Linked DNA regions of Homo sapiens: regions 1 and 3 are each linked to region 2. Evidence: chromatin loops called from intact Hi-C (ENCODE). Cell type or tissue: endothelial cell of umbilical vein. All regions are shown on one strand. Each heading gives the region's core, and the rest is flanking DNA. Links, peaks and the distances in the headings are about the cores only.

Evidence for each region. Peaks named below come from ENCODE experiments on the same cell type or tissue, not always from the same donor. Only the 100,000 strongest peaks of a DNase experiment are listed, where the experiment ranks them.
Region 1: it touches region 2 in a loop (4-fold over the local background); 6 of 110 quality-filtered maps call a loop at or near these places.
Region 3: a loop joins it to region 2, with 2.4 times the contacts of the local background. A loop is called at or near these places in 7 of 110 quality-filtered maps.

The regions. Positions count from the first base shown.
Region 1 is chr1:47,654,984-47,660,677 of GRCh38, forward strand. No RefSeq gene overlaps it. Among named protein-coding and RNA genes, the nearest start is that of LINC01738, 31 kb to the right of the region's middle. In endothelial cell of umbilical vein, for the core only: no CTCF peak of the experiment used is centred there; a DNase peak (open chromatin) is centred at 2,508; H3K27ac peaks cover 1,227 bases.
Region 2 is chr1:47,567,343-47,573,036 of GRCh38, forward strand. No RefSeq gene overlaps it. Among named protein-coding and RNA genes, the nearest start is that of LINC01738, 120 kb to the right of the region's middle. RefSeq lists an enhancer at 1-275. In endothelial cell of umbilical vein, for the core only: a CTCF peak has its summit at 2,651; DNase peaks (open chromatin) are centred at 1,639 and 2,699; H3K27ac peaks cover 810 bases.
Region 3 is chr1:47,707,236-47,712,929 of GRCh38, forward strand. No RefSeq gene overlaps it. Among named protein-coding and RNA genes, the nearest start is that of LINC01738, 22 kb to the left of the region's middle. RefSeq lists enhancers at 822-1,788, 3,575-4,075 and a silencer at 3,436-3,505. In endothelial cell of umbilical vein, for the core only: CTCF peaks have their summits at 2,497 and 3,441 (motif pointing left); a DNase peak (open chromatin) is centred at 3,436; H3K27me3 peaks cover 1,464 bases.

The DNA of each region.
Region 1 (5,694 bases), core at 1,499-3,998, 88 kb after region 2:
TTGGTAGATGTGAAGTGCTCAGAGCAGCACCTGTTACAGAGCAGGCACAGACAGAAGTGGTAGCTGTTGCTATTGTTATTGTAATGAATAGAGCTTCATGTATGGAGTGCGGAGAGAACTGGGTTGGAAGGTTTGGGTTTCTAACATATTATCTATGATGATAGTAACTTTGGCTAAAGACGTTTAGCAAAATCCAGCATTATATCAACATCATTTTCATTGCACAAGAAGGCTGCTGCATGCTGGAAGGAGCTATTGAGAGAGAGTGGGAGGACAGTGTTTCAAGGCAGAATCTTAGTGAACGAATGCCTTGAGGCAGCAGGGTGAGGGTGCTTAGGGCTGGGAGAAAACCAGAGACTTAGGAAGCAATCATGAAACACAGACGAAACTAGAGAAAACATCAGTTTGTGCCTATTCCACATATTTATTTCAGTCTTGCTCATTTAAAAAATCTTGCTTTATATATATGTATAACTGAGATTAATCTTATCTTTTAAAATATGCTGTTATTTGAGTCCAAAAAATGGCCCATAACCAGCCTCTGGGGAAAACCAGAGGACTCTTTAAGGACAGCTTTTTCTTCATCAACCCCACATGAAGTCAGCTTCCAGATGCCTGAGTCCCCCTTTCCAGCCGCTCATATCTGTCCCCTTTCTCCATCCAGCCTGCCCTGGCCCTGCTGCCTCAGTATCCCTCACTTGGAGCCCTGCTGGAGCTCCTCCAGCTGGGGCAGGTTGGGCTTCCATCCCTTCAGCCTCTCCTCCCTGTGCCAAATGGCTCTGTTGCTTCAGGGCTGGGCTGGCAGAGATTGGCATCTGAGGCCCCCCAGGATTTGGCCCCAACCTCTGTTTCCAAACCTCTTTCCCACCACTCCTCGAACATATCCTCTCCTCTAGCCAAACTGGACAGCTTGTATGGGAAAAGAAAGGAAAAACCATTAGGCCTCATATGCAAAACCACAGTTAAAAAAAAAAAGTTCGTGTCTCTATAAAGTTTGTGATTTCTTTCTTCACCATGTTTCCTGAATGACTTCCCAGCTCTCTCCCCAGTTTATCTACTGAACCTCCCCTCCCTTGGCTCCCACCAGTTGTCCCAGCTCCACTCTGCCAGCCATTTCCCCTCGCCAGCCCTGCCAGAGAAACTTATGTCCACTCAGAGCCTCTACAACTCTTTATTTTTCCATTTCCTTTGACTTTGATCATTTTCTGCCTTTTATTATTTTTTCTATAGTTTCTCTACCAAGCTCTGAAGTCCCTGAATGAATAAGCTGTCATTCATTCACTCACTTACTCATTCACGCATTCATTCATTCATTCCACTGGACGTCCAAAATGCCAGGTCTTTTCCTACACTGTGATGACACCAAGATGAATAAGACAGGTCCTTGTTTCTAAGGATTTCAATTCTCAATTAAAAAGTTGAATAAAAAAGCCAGTGATTCTTAGCCTTTTGGGGTATTTGTCCCCTTAGAGAATTTGATAAATGTTTTCACCAGTGAAGATATGCACAAAAAATATTGTCTACTACTCGGGATGTTTCCAGATCTTCAGAAGCCATGGGTACCAGGGTTAACAGAGATGAGGAGAGCACCTAATAAGTGTCGGTTCCTGCAGAAGGTGCCTTGTTTGTATTGCCTCTAAATCATCACATCCACCAGTCTCTCCCGCTACCCACTGCAGACTGACACATTGGTGGCTCGGGATGAGCAAACATAGGCATGTATGAGGGGCACAGCTCCCCCTGGCCATGCAGCCAGTGCCCAGGTCACTTGGACCTTCTCTTCCCTGCCCTGTTGAGGGATGGGTGGAATGGAGGCTGCCAAGAAATTGCCCTCCAGATCAGAGGCTGTTTCTTTTTGCTGGGGGACTCTGTGTTCTCAGAGGCAATGGTTTCGTGTTTCTCTAAGAAACGGTTTCCTATTTTAGACTTGTCACTGGAACAGGATGGCCTTTGGCCAGCCAGCCTCACTGTGGGGAGGCAACTATGTTTTGGAGTGGAGCTGTCCCAGGCCTATCACACGAGAGCCTCCGTCTGGGCCTCCCTGACATTTATGCCTGTGCCTCTGCCTATTACAGCCCAGGAGCAATGGGAGAGGGTGAGGAGAGGTGCCCAGACTTACCCTTTCTGGAGCCATGGAAGTAAGGAGGAGTGGGGAAGAGAGGACTCAAGTCTCGAAGGAGCTGCGGCTGAGAGTTCTCACTGTAGCACAGACATGGGTCCTGGGACTTTGAATGCAGCCATCTTGGGTCATGTTTGCATGGAAGAACAATCTAGAAGTCCCTCCTTGGTCGCTCTCCCTTTTTTTTCCCCTCCAGCAGAAGATTTGTGGTATCTGGGAAAAAAAGAAAGGAAAAACTATTAGGTCTTGAATGTAAAACCACGGGACTTTTAAAAAAAGTGTTTATTTTTCTGCAAAGTTTGTTTTTCTTCCGATGGGAGCCAAGACGCTCTCTAATGCTGGTCTTTGCTGGCAGCGGGGAGCAATGGAAAAGATTGCTCTATATGGAAGAAGTCTGCTGATTGGGAAACAGCAGGCCCAAGCGGAGCGGATCTGATTCACACGTCTTCCTGCGAGTGGCTCATGCGGGGCAGGAGGAGGTCGTGTCTGAGGAGACAGGGGACCAAGAAGAATAGGAGGGCAACACATGGCCCCCTTCCCTGGGAAGAGAGCTATCGTGACTGCAGGGCAAAAATGATGCTACCAGTTCCTGAATACCTACTATGTGCCAAGCACTGAACTAGGTGCTTCACATTTATATAATTTGCTCCCCACCAGAAACCCGTGAAGTTGGTATTGTTACTATTTCACAAATGGCAACACTGAGGCTAGAGAATGTAAGTCATGAAGATTCCACAGCAGCCAAGTGGTACAGCTGGGACCTGAACCTAGGTGTAGCCAGATTCCCATACCTGTGCTTTAGAGTTCTGTTATTTAGTGTCTCTCAAGTGACACTTGAGAGACATTAAATATGCAAGTTACTCAACCTTTCTGAGCCTTGGTTTTCTGATATATAAAATGGATACTGCAGAGTTTTTCTGAGGATCCAATGAGAAGATAGGTGTAAAGCAACTTAGAGTAGGGCCTGTAAATCGTTACTGTGTAAGAGTTTGCTCTAATAAAAGTAATTATTAGTGCTACATTCTAACAGACTTGTGCTTGACAACATGGTATTGAGGGACAGATGAAGAAGGACATTGGTCTTTGTCCTCAGGTTGTGCATAGTCTGGTTGCACAGACAAGCCCCACCTATTTGGTCATTAAGTCCTTCATTCACACATGTGTACCCCCTCCCCAGCATGTGCCAGGCCTCAGGTCATTGCAGGGCTCCCAGGTGAGAGTCAGATGTAGTCGTTGCCCTGGGGGAGGACACAGCTTGTTGGGCAGAACAGATGGGTCCACAGAGGAGGACGACACAGCGTGATGCCCTGTGATGAAGGGCATGCTGTGATCTGCCCTCCCCTCTACCCTGGCTTCCACCTCGGCTCTTGCCTGGGCTGTCCCCTCTTCCTAGAGTGCCCCTCTGCCTGGCTAATTCCTCCATCTTTCAGCACTGACTCAGGTGCCATGTCCTCCAAGAAGATTTTCCCAACCCGGGCTTCACCCCCAACCCCCATCTCCAAGCTCCTGGTGCTCCCCTCTCCCAGTCTTGTGGTCATCTACTCCTCCGTCATTCCCATGCCGGGTGGGGACTCCGGTGCCTCACCCTGACCCTAGCACATGCTCAGGGAGTTTTTGCTGAACTTCTGTGACTCTCATTTTTTCCCCTCAAGGTAAGTGTGGCTTTGTCAATCATGCCAAAGGAAGTGCCAGAACGGTGTGACTTCAGGCTCTGGTTGGAGGAAGAAGGGATGTGTTGGGTGGGTGGAAAAGGTTTTTGGCCACAGCAGTTGCAGCAAGCCTGCATGGTGAGCATGCTTGCTGGAGTTGGACAAACATGGGCCAGAGACCAGGCTCTGACACTTTCATTAATGCCCTTATGAGTGACTTATTTAATCTTAGTTTCCACATCTGGAAAAAGGGTGCCAATAATACCTACTTCACAGACTTGTCAGGAGTTTAAATGAGTTAATTAATATAAAGTTATTGTACCCTGTGCCTATCCATGGTCAGAGTACAATAAATATCAGTGCTGTCACTGTCATTACCATGGCGATGATGACAGTGGTCAACCAATGCTAGCTGGACTGAGCCTTGGCAATGACCAACAAGTTATCTCTTTAAGACTGATTTCCTTGAAGAGTGCTAAGAGAGCCATTGAGACATCATCCTCTGTGCTGGAGGAAAGAGAAATGTGTGTCGCTGTGTAACAGTCATATTTTAAATGTCACAGCTCCTGCGTGGGGCTCCTCCTACAAGAAGCTTTCGCTGACCGTGCCTGCTTGGTCTGTTCTCTCCTCTTTGAGCTCTCACAGCACGTAGCCCCAAGCTGCCCATTCAGCACTTGATTATAGACTGTCTGGCTTGCCCTCTAATTGCTTTCTCTGTGTATGGGCTTGTCTGCCAGGCTAAATCACAAGATCTGTAAGAATAATGATTGCCTCTCATTTACGTCTCTCCAAACACCTAGTTCAGTACTTTCTGCACGGTAGAAATTTAATAAGTAACATGTTGATTTGACCTCCTTAGAAACATTTGGTGTAGTACCTGTCATAAAAGAAACATTAAGATCCCACTAGAAATAGGGCAGAAATGGCCATGTAAATGGCCAAGAAATATGAAAAAAATTAATTTGGCCTATTAGAAATCAAAGAAATGTAAATTAAATTGAGATCCCATTTTCCTTATTTGTAGACACTCATTTAAAATGATAAAAGTGCTAGGGAGGTGGGTTGGGGCTCTCTCAAATGTTGTTGGTGGGAGGGTAATCCAATTCTTTCTATGACAATTTGCAGTATTTAGCAAAAGTCTAAAAAAAAGCCTGTACCTATTGACTCAGTAATTCCACTTCTATAAATCTTTCCCAGGAAATACTAAGAGATATAGACAAATATTTATGTACAAGGATGATCATCACACTGCAATTTTTAATAGTGAATTTTGAAAGATGGGCTAAGTAAATTATGGCATAGGATGGAGTATCAAGGAGCCAATAAAACAATGGTTTTATTTGAAAAGATGCTGAACTCTTCCACAGTGAAAGAGATGAAAGTTAAGGCACTTTTTAACTACAAAAATAAAAAATAATAATTTATGAAACACACCGTAGAAAGACAAGCATTTAAACAGACTGTGAGGATATTCATCCTCAATGACAATTTTGCAAAAGACATCACATTTTAAAAATGCACATATCTTTTGTACCCCTAAGAATCTAGTCCATAGATATGACTTCCCTTATATGCACAGATATATGAATATGGTTATTTATTGTATATTATTTAAAATAGCAAAAAATTGAAAATAGCTGAAATACAAATCTCCTGCCTCGCCTCCCATTGGCAGCATCCAACCAGAGGACAAGGAAGCCACCGGATTAATTAAAAAATGAGATAGACCTTTATTTAAGGAAAGCGTGTGAAGTATGTCAAATGAAAAACAAAACAAAAGGTGTAAGGCAAGAACTGAAAGGCATATTATTAAGTGAATGAAATCACGATTGATATATATAATATGCTTCAATTTATACAAAATCAACAGACAATATTTAGATGAGGATAGATGTAAATGTTAGTGTAGTTTTCTGAGAGGCAATG
Region 2 (5,694 bases), core at 1,484-3,983:
GGTGGCTCACACCTGTAATCCCAGCACTTTGGGAGGCCGAGGCAGGTGGATCACAAGGTTAGGAGTCTGAGACCAGCCTGCCCAACATGGCGAAATCCTGTCTCTACTAAAAATACAAAAAATTAGCTGGGCATGGTGGCGGGCACCTGTAATCCCAGCTACTCGGGAGGCTGAGGCAGGATAATCACTTGAACCCAGGAGGTGGAGGTTGCAGTGAGCAGAGATCGATCTGCGCCACTGCACTCTAGCCTGGGCGACAGAGCGAGACTCTGTCTCAAAAACAAAAACAAAAACAAAAAACAAAAACAAAAAACCTGTGTGTTACAGACTATAGCTACATCCATCCTGCGGACAAAGAAACAGAGGCACAGAGAGGGAAAGCAACTGATCCTGAACCACAGGAAATAGAATAGCCAGGATTCACGTCTTAGCAATCTAGCTCACCCTCTTAATGGGTGGTAACAGTCACCATCTTAATCACTCTGTAGTGCCACCTGTTAGGACACAGGTCAGGTTAACTCCAAGAGGTTCCAGGACTTCAAGACCCCAGGGAGGACTGGGAGGAGGAGATTTGTACATCTTATGGGCACAAAGTGTGCCATGCCCTACTTTGTGCATGCCCTGTCCTGGGAGGGCCCATTGGCCTTGCCGCCATCAGATTCCACCCCTCAGGCTCTTTACACTGCAACAAGTGGATCCCTCTTCTAGCCCAGATATGGTCCTGCTAGCTCAACACCTCTGGACTGATGCAGTTTCCTTTAGGGTCCGTATTACAAGAGTTCCCACTGGATATAGCTAGGGCTAGAAGTGAGAATGCTGCACTGACAGGGCTGGGCTGTGCAGTCACCTGAGGTTGAATGTACAAAGGGGGACACAGTTCCCAAACCCATTCTTTCCTGCCCTGGGTCTTCTTCTCCCACTTGCATGTCTCATGCATGGTTTAAACTTCCCCACCTCCTACATTATGCTTATACTGTACACTCTCCATTACCTCCTCCAGCCTTCAAAGCTCACAATTGCCAACTCTTCTGGGAGCCTTCCTAGATCACACAGCTGGTATTGGCAGTCTCTGCAGGTCCCTTTTGCTCTGTGTCTGTGTCTTTATATAACCCCTCAGCCTGCCTTGGGTTGGATAGTTGCAACTGATTCTGTAGGTGCTTATTGAGTGCTGCCTATGTGCTAGGCGCTGGAAATACAGCTGTGAGCAAGACAGACATAGTCTGTACTTTCACGGAACTTCCAATCCTTCTTTGCTACTGGAATTAGGGGCTCTTCCACCAACTGGACCTTCTTAAATTTATTAATTTCATTCCCAGTGCCTGACACAGAAATAGCACGGAATAGGTGCTTAATGCATGTTTGAAGGATGGAATTTGTAATCTTGGTTCTTTATGATGCTTTAAAATTAATTTAAAAATAAATCAATTAATTTAAAAATTCAATCTGATTTACCATTCTAATTCAATTTGTTCTGGGAGGAGAGGGGTCCCCCAAGGGGCAGGGTGCAGGCTTGGGACCAGTCCTAGGCTGGTGGGGTGGGCGGGGATGGCCATCCTGTGGTGGTTGTGGCAGCAGCTGCAGAAGTGGACACATCTTTGTCTCTAGCCTTGGCCTGGCTGCCTGCCCACCCTCCCGCCTGCCATCCACATGGTGGAAATACTGACGAACAAGGCCCTTCCTGTCTTCCTCTCTTTCCCCCTTTTCTAAAAATAAGCTGGAACCTTCCCCTCATCTGCCCCCAATTTTCTCCTGCTTGACCCCGACGACCTCATACCCTCAGATGAGGCCACATGTGTGCCCACTGCTGGACAGATGGGCTGACCCCGCAGTGCAGATGGTGGGAGTGAGGAGCCCGCCCTGGCCTCTGCCCCAACCCAGCCGGCCCCTCCAGCTATGCCCTTCCTGGGAACAAAGCACTGGGCCAGCCCCTGGACTGCTGGTGGGATGGGAGAGAACTTGTTTGTAACAAAAATCTCCACCCGGGTTTTATGAACTGTCATGATAATAATAATCGCCCACATTTGTATACAAAGCACTTTCACATCCGTTATCTCCTTTAGTCCATGCAGTAACTCTTTGAGATTGGTATTATTGATAATGCCCGGAATGAACACATTAGGAAACCAGAGAGGTTCATTTACTTCGCTAAGGTTGCATAGCTAGGAAAGAACAGCACCAGGATTCAAATCTATATTTCTCAGATTCAAAATTCTGCCCCTTTACACTCTCTCTCCTGTTTGCCAATGTCTGAAATAGGCAGTGGTTTTGCAACTTTGTGCAGAGAGATTTTTTTTTTTTTTTTGAGACAGGGTCTCCCTCTGTCGCCCAGGCTTGAGTGCAGTGGTGCAATCTCTGCTCACTGTAACCTCCACCTCCCAGTCTCATGTGATCCCCCCACTTCAGCCTCTCAAGTAGCTGGGACTACAAGCATAAGCCACCACACCTGGCTACTTTTTTTTTGTTTGTTTAATAGACGGGGTTTTGCCATGTTGCCCAGGCTGGTCTTAAACTCCCGAGCTCAAGCTATCTGCCTGCTTCAGCCTCCGAAAGTGCTGGGATTACAGGCATGAGCCATCATGCCCGGCCCAGATATCTTCATATCATTCTTTTAGTTGCTATTTGTTGAGTTGGTATTAGTCACCTACTTGTGTGTCAAGCACTGTGCTGGGAGCTCCACCCTGACCCCAAGAGGAAGGAATTATTAAACTCACTTGGAGGAGGAGGAAGCTGAGACTCAGAGATGGAATGCGACTTGCCAAGGTCGTTCCGCGGTGAGACTGGGGCTTCAGTGTTTGGACTGAGGGCTGCCTGACTCCAGAGTTTTTTCTCTGCAAAACAACTCACAACAGTTGGCATCATGTGCTACCTTTTCTTGTTAAGTAATTATTAATAATTTGACAGAACATCTTTTGAGTGTCTGCTCTGTGTCAAGCATATGGACACAGGGATGAGCGAGACCCACACAACCTGCCCTAGTGGGCTTTATGAATTAGTGGAAGATGGACATGTAAATGGCAATTATGGTGCAGAGTGATAAACCATTATTAGCCATAATAGTAAGCTTTGCACAGTGCTTATTGCTCACTGAGGGCCCTCAAGGGAAATCTGGCCATTTCCATGTGATGCTGAAAACGGTCTGCTGGCCTCCCTGTGGCTGCAGCTTCATGTCTGAGCCTCCTGGCCTGGCATCCCAGGCCGTGGTGATGTGGTAGAGCCCACCTCTCCATCTTTGTCCCCTCCTGGCACCCTACCTCACTTTGTGCTCCAGCACCACCTAACTGCTAGAGGTACCTCACACACTGGGAGTTTCTCACCTTGGCTGCTTTATCCTGCTTGGCGTCTGCTGGAAATACCTCCTATCTCAGGCCCCACTTTCTCCTGGTTAACTCTTACCCTGCAAAACTCAGCTCAGATGGTACCGCCTGCCCAGGATACATGCGGTGGTTGGAAGGGGGGGATTTTCCTCTAATTGGAGATGTTTGAGCCAAGGATGGATGATCAGGGCAAAGAGACAAGTCATCTAATTTCTATGAGTTTCAGTTTCCTTTTCTGTGAAGTGGGCTCAAGAATAGGACTTAACTACAGGAAGATAAGGGGATTGCTAGAGGGAAGCACAGTAGCCTGTGGGAGCAAAGTGGAGTGTAACCCAGCCTGTGGGGTCAGGAAAGCTTCCTGGAGGACTCAACACCAAGGAGAAGCCTCAGATGGTATTAACGGCTAACACGTAATTGTGCTTCTTATGTGTGGGGTGCTGCTCTAAGCCCTTTGTGTATGTTAAATCATTTAATCTTTGTGACAACTCTGTGAGGCAAGTGCACCTCATTACACATCAGGAAATTGAGGCACAGGGAGATTAGGGGACCTGCTTAAGGCCACGCAGATAAGAAGGGGCAAAGCCTAAATTCTAACCCAGGCTCTTGGCTCCAGCATCCATGCTCTAGCCACTTACCTACTAAGGAAGGGGAAGAGCAGCGGGGGTGGAACCTAGAGCGCAGCACCAGGGCCATGCTTGTCGTTCCCACACCCTCTCCCCTGCCCCTGCCTCCCAGCCTCCATGCTGGAGTGGGGTCCTGGATGAAGAGTCAGTGGGGTTGTTCTCCTGACTGGGCCCTGGGCCCTCGGATTCATTTCTGCCTGGAAGCCAAGGGGCATCACTCAGTTGGTGAGGAGCTATGACAGAAATGACTCTCTTCTTCCTCCCATTTGCAGGGGCTTTTCATGCCTTTCAAAGCACTTTTCCTGTCTGTGATCTAAGCCTATTTTTACTAATAGAGAAAGAGGCCAAGACAAATCAAATGATCCCAGGACCCTTACCACAAAGTCATGATGGGTTTCCTCCCTCCCTCCCTCCTTCTCTCCTTCTTCCCTCCCTCCCTCCATCTCTCCCTCCTTCTCTTCTTTTCCTCTCATTTTCCTTTCCTTTTCTCTTGCCATAACTATTTATGTGGAGGAGGAGGGGAATAAGAGAATGAAATACGTAGGGGTTATAGAGTGGGAAGAGTACTGGACAGGAGTCAGAAGCCTTGATTTTTGGTCCTGGATTTGCCATTAATTTACCATATGACCTTAACAAGTCACTTTTTTCATCTTGATAACTTGGGGTAGGGGGCTGTCACATTCATTCTTTTATTTGACAGAATTGTTGTAAGAATCAGTTCAATAATATTTGTTCTTACATCTGGCCATCTATCCATCCATCTGTCCATCCATCCATCCATCCACCCATCCATCCATCCATCCATCCATTCATCCATCTGCTCATCCATCTACTCACTTATCCAACCATTCATCTGCCCACCCACTCATTTATCCATCCACCCATCTATGTCATCATCTATCTACTTATCATCCACCCACTGCCTCATTTACCATCCCTTTCACCTATCTACCACTCATCCATCCACCCACGCGTCCATCATCCATCCATCCCCTGGGTCCCTGCTCTGTACCATGCACCATAAGAGAAGGGCTGTAACTGCCATCTCCCCAAGGTGATTTCCTAGCTTCTCTTGTGGAATCTGAAGGCCCATTCCTACTTTTTTCTTGGAAGAAATGTCTGTGCCTCCAGTGTCACACTCACCAGATACCTTTTGTCACAATCAGTCCTTAAACAGACTGGGAGGTCCTGAAGGGCAAGGACTGAGGTTGATTCAGCTCACTGTCCCCAGTCTTGTCCAGCCCTCACCCTATATAAGCATCAATGACTGTTCTCTGAGTTCATGTCTGTTGAGCCCCTCCCACCGCCCCCATCCTAATTCATGCTCAGCTTTCGACGATAGTGTGAATTAGAGTGAGGGACCTGGAGTCAGATGGCAAACAGTTGCCTCGATGTCCTTTTCTCTTGGGAACCTTAGTCTTACTGTTTTTAGAGAAACATTCTTACCCTCTTTCTTCAGAGATCCAGAGAGGCTGAGTCCAAGTCAGGCTTACACAGCAAGCCAGTGAGAGACTTGGAATTGAAGCCCGGTCTTCTCATGCTAATGAGCAATCCCCACAGCCTCACTCATTCAGATGCTGCCCATGGAGACCTGCCACATGAGCTGCCAGGAGTGGGAGGCAGCTCTGAATCCCTAATCTTCCTCTCCATCTTGCTGGCCCTGGACCTGCCCCGTCAGCCCAAGCAGCCCTGTGGTACCAAGACCTGCTGGCTGCCCTGGCAAGACGTGGGGCTGGATCGGGATTGGAAGGCTAAGG
Region 3 (5,694 bases), core at 1,948-4,447, 140 kb after region 2:
ACTATATTACTATTATTGTTATCATCATAAGTTATTATGATTAGCAGAGCAAGACTAAGACTCCAGAACTCCTTCTCCCTCTGGTTTATGGGCTCAAGATCTCTCTCCCAGTTGAGAAGACACTGAAGGTGAAGTAGAAATCTGGGCCCCCACCCAGTCCTATCTTCTGTAATTAAGCCTAGTGGATGTACTCCAGTTCTTCCAGTTTCCAGAGAAAAAGGCTAAGGAAGGTTGTTAGGAATAAGTGGGGGCGGGGAGAGGGGGCAGCATGATGAAACTTTGAAGGGAGGTCCTGTCTTGGTGAGGGGCTTCAAAAGGCAGCAGCCTACTTGTGCAACCTTGGGAGAGGCCAGCCTTTGGAGACACCATCTTTGATTAGCATGGGCAGGACACAGCAGCTGCAGGTCGTGGGGCTGGCAGCACCCTTTCTGCCTTCAGTTCCCTGGGGAGTCTCTTCAGGTCAAGGAAATCTTTGGTTCTAACCACTTCTCCGAGCCAGGACTGCTGGGTGGTCTAGGGGCAGGAGGGCAGAATGAGGGTGGGTCAGGGCAGGCCTCTGGTGCAACAAGGGGTGTGGGGTGGAAGACTTGGGATGGGGGGAGGTGGAATCGATGTGAGTGGGGTGGGGACGGGGAGGGCTGGCGCAAAAGGAGAGTTGAGGTCAGCGTTGGGAAAGTTTGTGGGGGGGGGGGGGTGGGGAGGGAGTAGGCGGGACCAGCAGATGCCAGAACGCTAAAAGGGTCCAGGGGACCCGGTAGGGGTCCATGACAGGGTGGAGAGGAGACTCCCTTCCCCCCAGATCCCGCTGTCCCAGGTGGCTAGCAGGAGGGGTACACCGCGAGTCACTGAGCTCCCCCTACATTTTGCGTCTGAGGCTCCAGAACATGTGGCCGACACACCCCTACTCCCAAAGGGCTGTCATTTGGAACGTATTTGCAGACACATGGCTTGTTTTTAAGTTAATGCTTTTTAATTCACTGTTTCCCAGTTGTCGTTTTTTATTGCAAAGGCGGATTCTGCCCGTGTGTGTTCCTTTGCGGGGGCGGGGGATGGGGGTAGCTTCGCGGGCAAAGATCCGATGAGAGAGAGGCAGAGAAAATGAGAGGCAGAGACAGAGGCAAAGGCACAGCGAGACACCGGGGAAACGGGGAAGCAGGTCAGAGAGGAAGAGAGAGACAGGCCGGAAGAGACTGTGCCCAGGAGCCTGGACAAGGGATGCCGTGCCCAGCAGCCTGGACAAGGGATGCCGTGCCCAGGAGCCTGGACAAGGGATGCCGTGCCCAGGAGCCTGGACAAGGGATGCCGTGCCCAGGAGCCTGGACAAGGGATGCCGTGCCCAGGAGCCTGGACAAGGGATGCCGTGCCCAGGAGCCTGGACAAGGGATGCCGTGCCCAGGGAGGGGAAGGCCAGGGGCCGCTCTAGCGGCGAGGGGCGGAGGGTGTGCTGAGAAACCCGGCTCCGGGGACCTAGGCTGACGCCCCCATCTCCGCCTAAGGCCCCTGGGGCTGAGCTTGCTTCCCCCTGGCTCTCTGGTTCCTTTCCGAGTGGAGGAGGGTGAACTGGCCCTTGGGAGAGGGCTGGAGGGACGCGGCGGGAACGGGCTGAGTACGCAGCACCCGGGTCGGCAAGGGCTGGGGTTCTGAGATCAGAGAGAAAAGAGGACCTGGGAGTCGGAGGCGATCTCCCTGGCCCCAGCCGACCCTCTGAGCTCTAGCGAGCCTGAATCCGGCTCTGGGGGTGGCGCCCCCCGCCTGCTGCGGCTCCCGGGGCCAGCGCCCTAACCTTTCAGAGCCTGGCCCTGCCACCTGTAGAAGGAAGGCGCGCTGGTGGCCCGTTCAAGCAGGCAGTGGCAGCACCGGGGGCCTTCTAGAAGGGACGAAACGGCTCAGGGGCCGGGGAAACTTGTTTGGCTTGACAACGCCTGGGCTGGGCGGTTACAGCAGCAATCCCGGGATTCTCGGCCCCGGGGGGTCCTGTTTACGCAGGACTCGCGGCAGACTGGAGGGAGTGGGGCGCTAGAGCTTCCTTCCTTAGCAGCTGAGAACCATTTCATCCCCACCACCGCTATCCTGAGACCCCCTCCTCTCCCCATCTGCGTCGGCTTCCCGCGAACCTTCCCCGGCGGCATCTTCAAACACACAGCGGCGGACACACAAAGACGCTCGCGAGCCAGCACTAGTGTAGGCACTCGGGCACACACAGATACACGACGCAAGGTCCCGGGGACTCGGATGGAGCCGCAGTGTCCCCGGCCCGGGCGGAGAGGGCTCGCGCGTAGGGGCAGCTGCTCCCGGGCCGCTCTCACACCGGGCGCGCGGCTCTCAAGCCGGGAGCTGGCGAGCTGAAAGCCCGGGATAATTAGCGCTAATTACATGTGTGCAAACAGCCGCGGCAGAGGGCGCGGGCTAGGCCGCGGGGCCGCCCCTCCCCCGGCCTGACCCTGGCAGTCCCACCGCAGTGGAGGGGCTCTGCTGGCGCAGCTCGAGCCGACCGCTAGGGGAGAGCGCGCAGGAGCACCCACGAGACCCGGGAATCGGGGTGCGCCGTCAGTGCCCAGAGCCACCGAGCCCCGACCACACACGCGGGCGCGCGTTGCGGCCCGGCAATCTCGGGATGGCGGGTTACAGTCGGGCCAGAGGCTGAGCCCAGAACTGGGGGCCGAACACCCGCTGCCCTTCGCTGCCCTTCAGCGGGGACCGGGCGGGGTGGGGCTGAGCATTCTGGCCCCTAGGCTTCTCCGACTGTTTTGGCCTCCGGAGCAACCCGGTGTCTGCGGAAGATTGGAAGCGACTCTCCAGCACCCCGCCGCCGAGGCCCGCTCTCCCAGGCCATGCCGGCTGGCGCCGAGGCCGCGGGACCTGGAAGGGTCGGAGTCTGGTGCTGGTGCCGGAAGGCCAGCCAGTCTCTGTCCGGATGAGCCACATGATCCCAGAAAGAGCAGCCTGAGCCTTAGTCTGCGCGCCCAAAAAATGAGAATGCAGAGACCATTCATACCTCGCTGGAGGGGCTTCAGATGCTGAGTACACGGGGGTGGGGGCGGGGAGAGCAGGAGAAAGGGCTTTACATGAATCCTAACGTGTGAATGTTTGCACTGAGAGCCAGACTTAGCCATCTCTTTTTATGGGCCTAGGTGCCTGCGGCGGGCTGGCTTGGCGTGGCGGCAGATAATTATATTCCTATAATTATAAATGAAGCTCAGAGAGGCCAAACGTCTCACAAGAGGTCACACAGCAGTAAGAGGCAGCTGGTTTTTCTGACTTCAAATTTCAAGTTCAGACTGCACAACTCTCCGCCATCCCTCCCGGACGCCCCTGGAACCCCACGCACCTCCAGGCCCTGAGCGAAGCCTGGAAGCTGCGGGGCGAAGCGGAGCGCGAGAGAGGTTGCGCTCTGCGGGTCGGGCAGCCGGGGCTCGCTGCAGGCCCATGGCGCCCTCTTGCGTTCGTGGCCGGAGGCGCAGGCGGCTGCTGGGCTGACCCGTGTCCCGCGGTCCTGCTGGACTTGGACGCGGCATCTGACTCCTCTCTCTCAATGATTGCGCAGGCGAGGATCGATTAGCTGCGGAGAGGGTGACCTGAGACCACACGAGGATGCATTTTGTATACCGTACGCTTTGTATGCTGTAAAGCACATGGGACACCCAGTCACAGCGTTTGAACACCACGGTAGTTTTCCACTCGCTTCCACCCCGTCCTTGATTTTTTACAGGAGTCCTGTAAGGCCAGCAGGGCAATAATTATTATTCCCACTATACAGATGGGGCAACCGAAGCAGGCCCAAGGCCACTCGCTGGCGAGTAGCGGAGCCAGCACCCAGACTGGATCTGCTTCCCCCCTCACGTGCACCCGGCTCCCAGGCTAGGGTCTGGCTCTCACCGAGGTTTAAGGAAGAGGGCTTTGGAGTCAGACAGACTCGGGTTCAAATTCTAGTCTAGAACAGGCTGTGAGGTCTCAGACAAACTACAGAACATTTTTGGGTCTCAGTTCTGAATCTGTAAAACCGGGAGGACCCCGCCTCTTAGGACTGTTGGGGGAGGGGTGAATTACGAACCAGGGCCAGGCGACTGGAGCACTGAGTCCAGCGCGGGGTACCAGCGCCATGGCTGCTTTAATCAGGGAGGATGGCATTTGGTGTGACTACTCCAGCTGGTGGTGGGTGGGCGGCAAACCGAGGATTACATACCTCCGTGGCTAACCAGAGAACCGAGAGCTCAGGGTTGGGGCTGCTGCTGGGACATGAGCCCAGCACTGTGTTGCCGGCTGCCCACAGTCCTGCAATTCAGCAACTTTTCTCCAGGGCCTTGGACAGGTTCTGGGAGGCCTCCTCCTCCTTACAGGTGGGGACACAGACCCCGAGATGAAAGCTGTAACCTTCCCCATCTGCAAGACCCGGAGTCTAGGGCTGTCTTCAGAGCCAACAAAAACCAGTGTGGGGAAGGTGGGGCTTCCTGAGATCTAGCTGGGGAGACAGGTGCCTGGCTGCAGGTGCAGGGAGTTGGTGCAGTTTGAGCCCAGTGGTTCTCAAACTGCTGGAGCATCAGAATCAACTAGAAGCCTTGCTAAAACACTTGCTAAGCCCCTTCCCCTAGGGTTCCGACACATTAGTTCTGGTGTGGGGCAGGAGAATCAGCAGTTCCCAGGTGATGCATGACACTTTGACAGTCACTGCTCTAACCCTTCAGAGAACTTCCTCTGAGGCTTCTCAGTTCACCAGCTCCACATTCACACTACCTCTGTCTGGGCTGCTCTTATTCTGGTCAGTTTCACAGAACATTTCTGGGCTGGCCCTCAGCATCAACAGAAGCAATGCGGCTGGGCCTCCAAGCCCCCTTCCTCTTGGTCCCTTCACACCTGTGGCTCAGAGGAGAACGACTTCTACAACTGCCAGATAGGACAGTCAGGCCAACTTTCTGGAGGAGAACTGAACTTGAAGATCTGCTGGAGGGGAGTTAGGGCCACAGCCTGGCCAGGGAGTGAAAGGTGAACACTGAGCCAAAGTCAGACCCTCCGATGGTTGCATGCATCTAGTCAGCAGGGACTTAGGGTCCTGGCTCTAATCCTTCTGGTGGAACACTCACAGCCCAGCGCTGGAAACAGGGGTGAAGGGGATGGCAATAAGCACTCAAATGAATGAACCGCTGCCAGCCAGGCAGGCCAGGCCCAGGTGGCAGAAAAGTCCTTCAGATGGTGGTTCAAACAGGAGTACGGCAGGGGGCCACAGTAGCTGCCCTTCCTGCCTTGGTTTCTCCATCTGAGGAATGCACGTCATGTGTTTGCTGTTTCCCTGACCTTCCCAAGCTGCCAGCAGGATAATATATGGAAATTGCTTTGACCTCCTGAGAAAAGAGGGTCTCCAGGAATAGAAAGTTCAGCTGCTAATCCCGTCCCCCCAGACTTCCCACTAATTCCGGCTTCCGATGTCAGCCTGGCAGGTTGAGTTTAGCAAAAGAAAGAACAACTTAGAGGGCTGATGGTTTTTCTAATGGCCCCAGTTCTCCAAACACACCCACACACAATACACATGCACACACAGCCTGGTCACAGACCTCCCCACATGCACAGCCTTCCCTACCCTCGCTCACACACGCACCTCCCGCGGAGCAGTCATAATTGTAGAGAATAATTAGAACTAACATTTGCACAGCGCCCTGCCATTAACAAAGCAGTCCCACCCAGCACTTTCATTTAATCCTC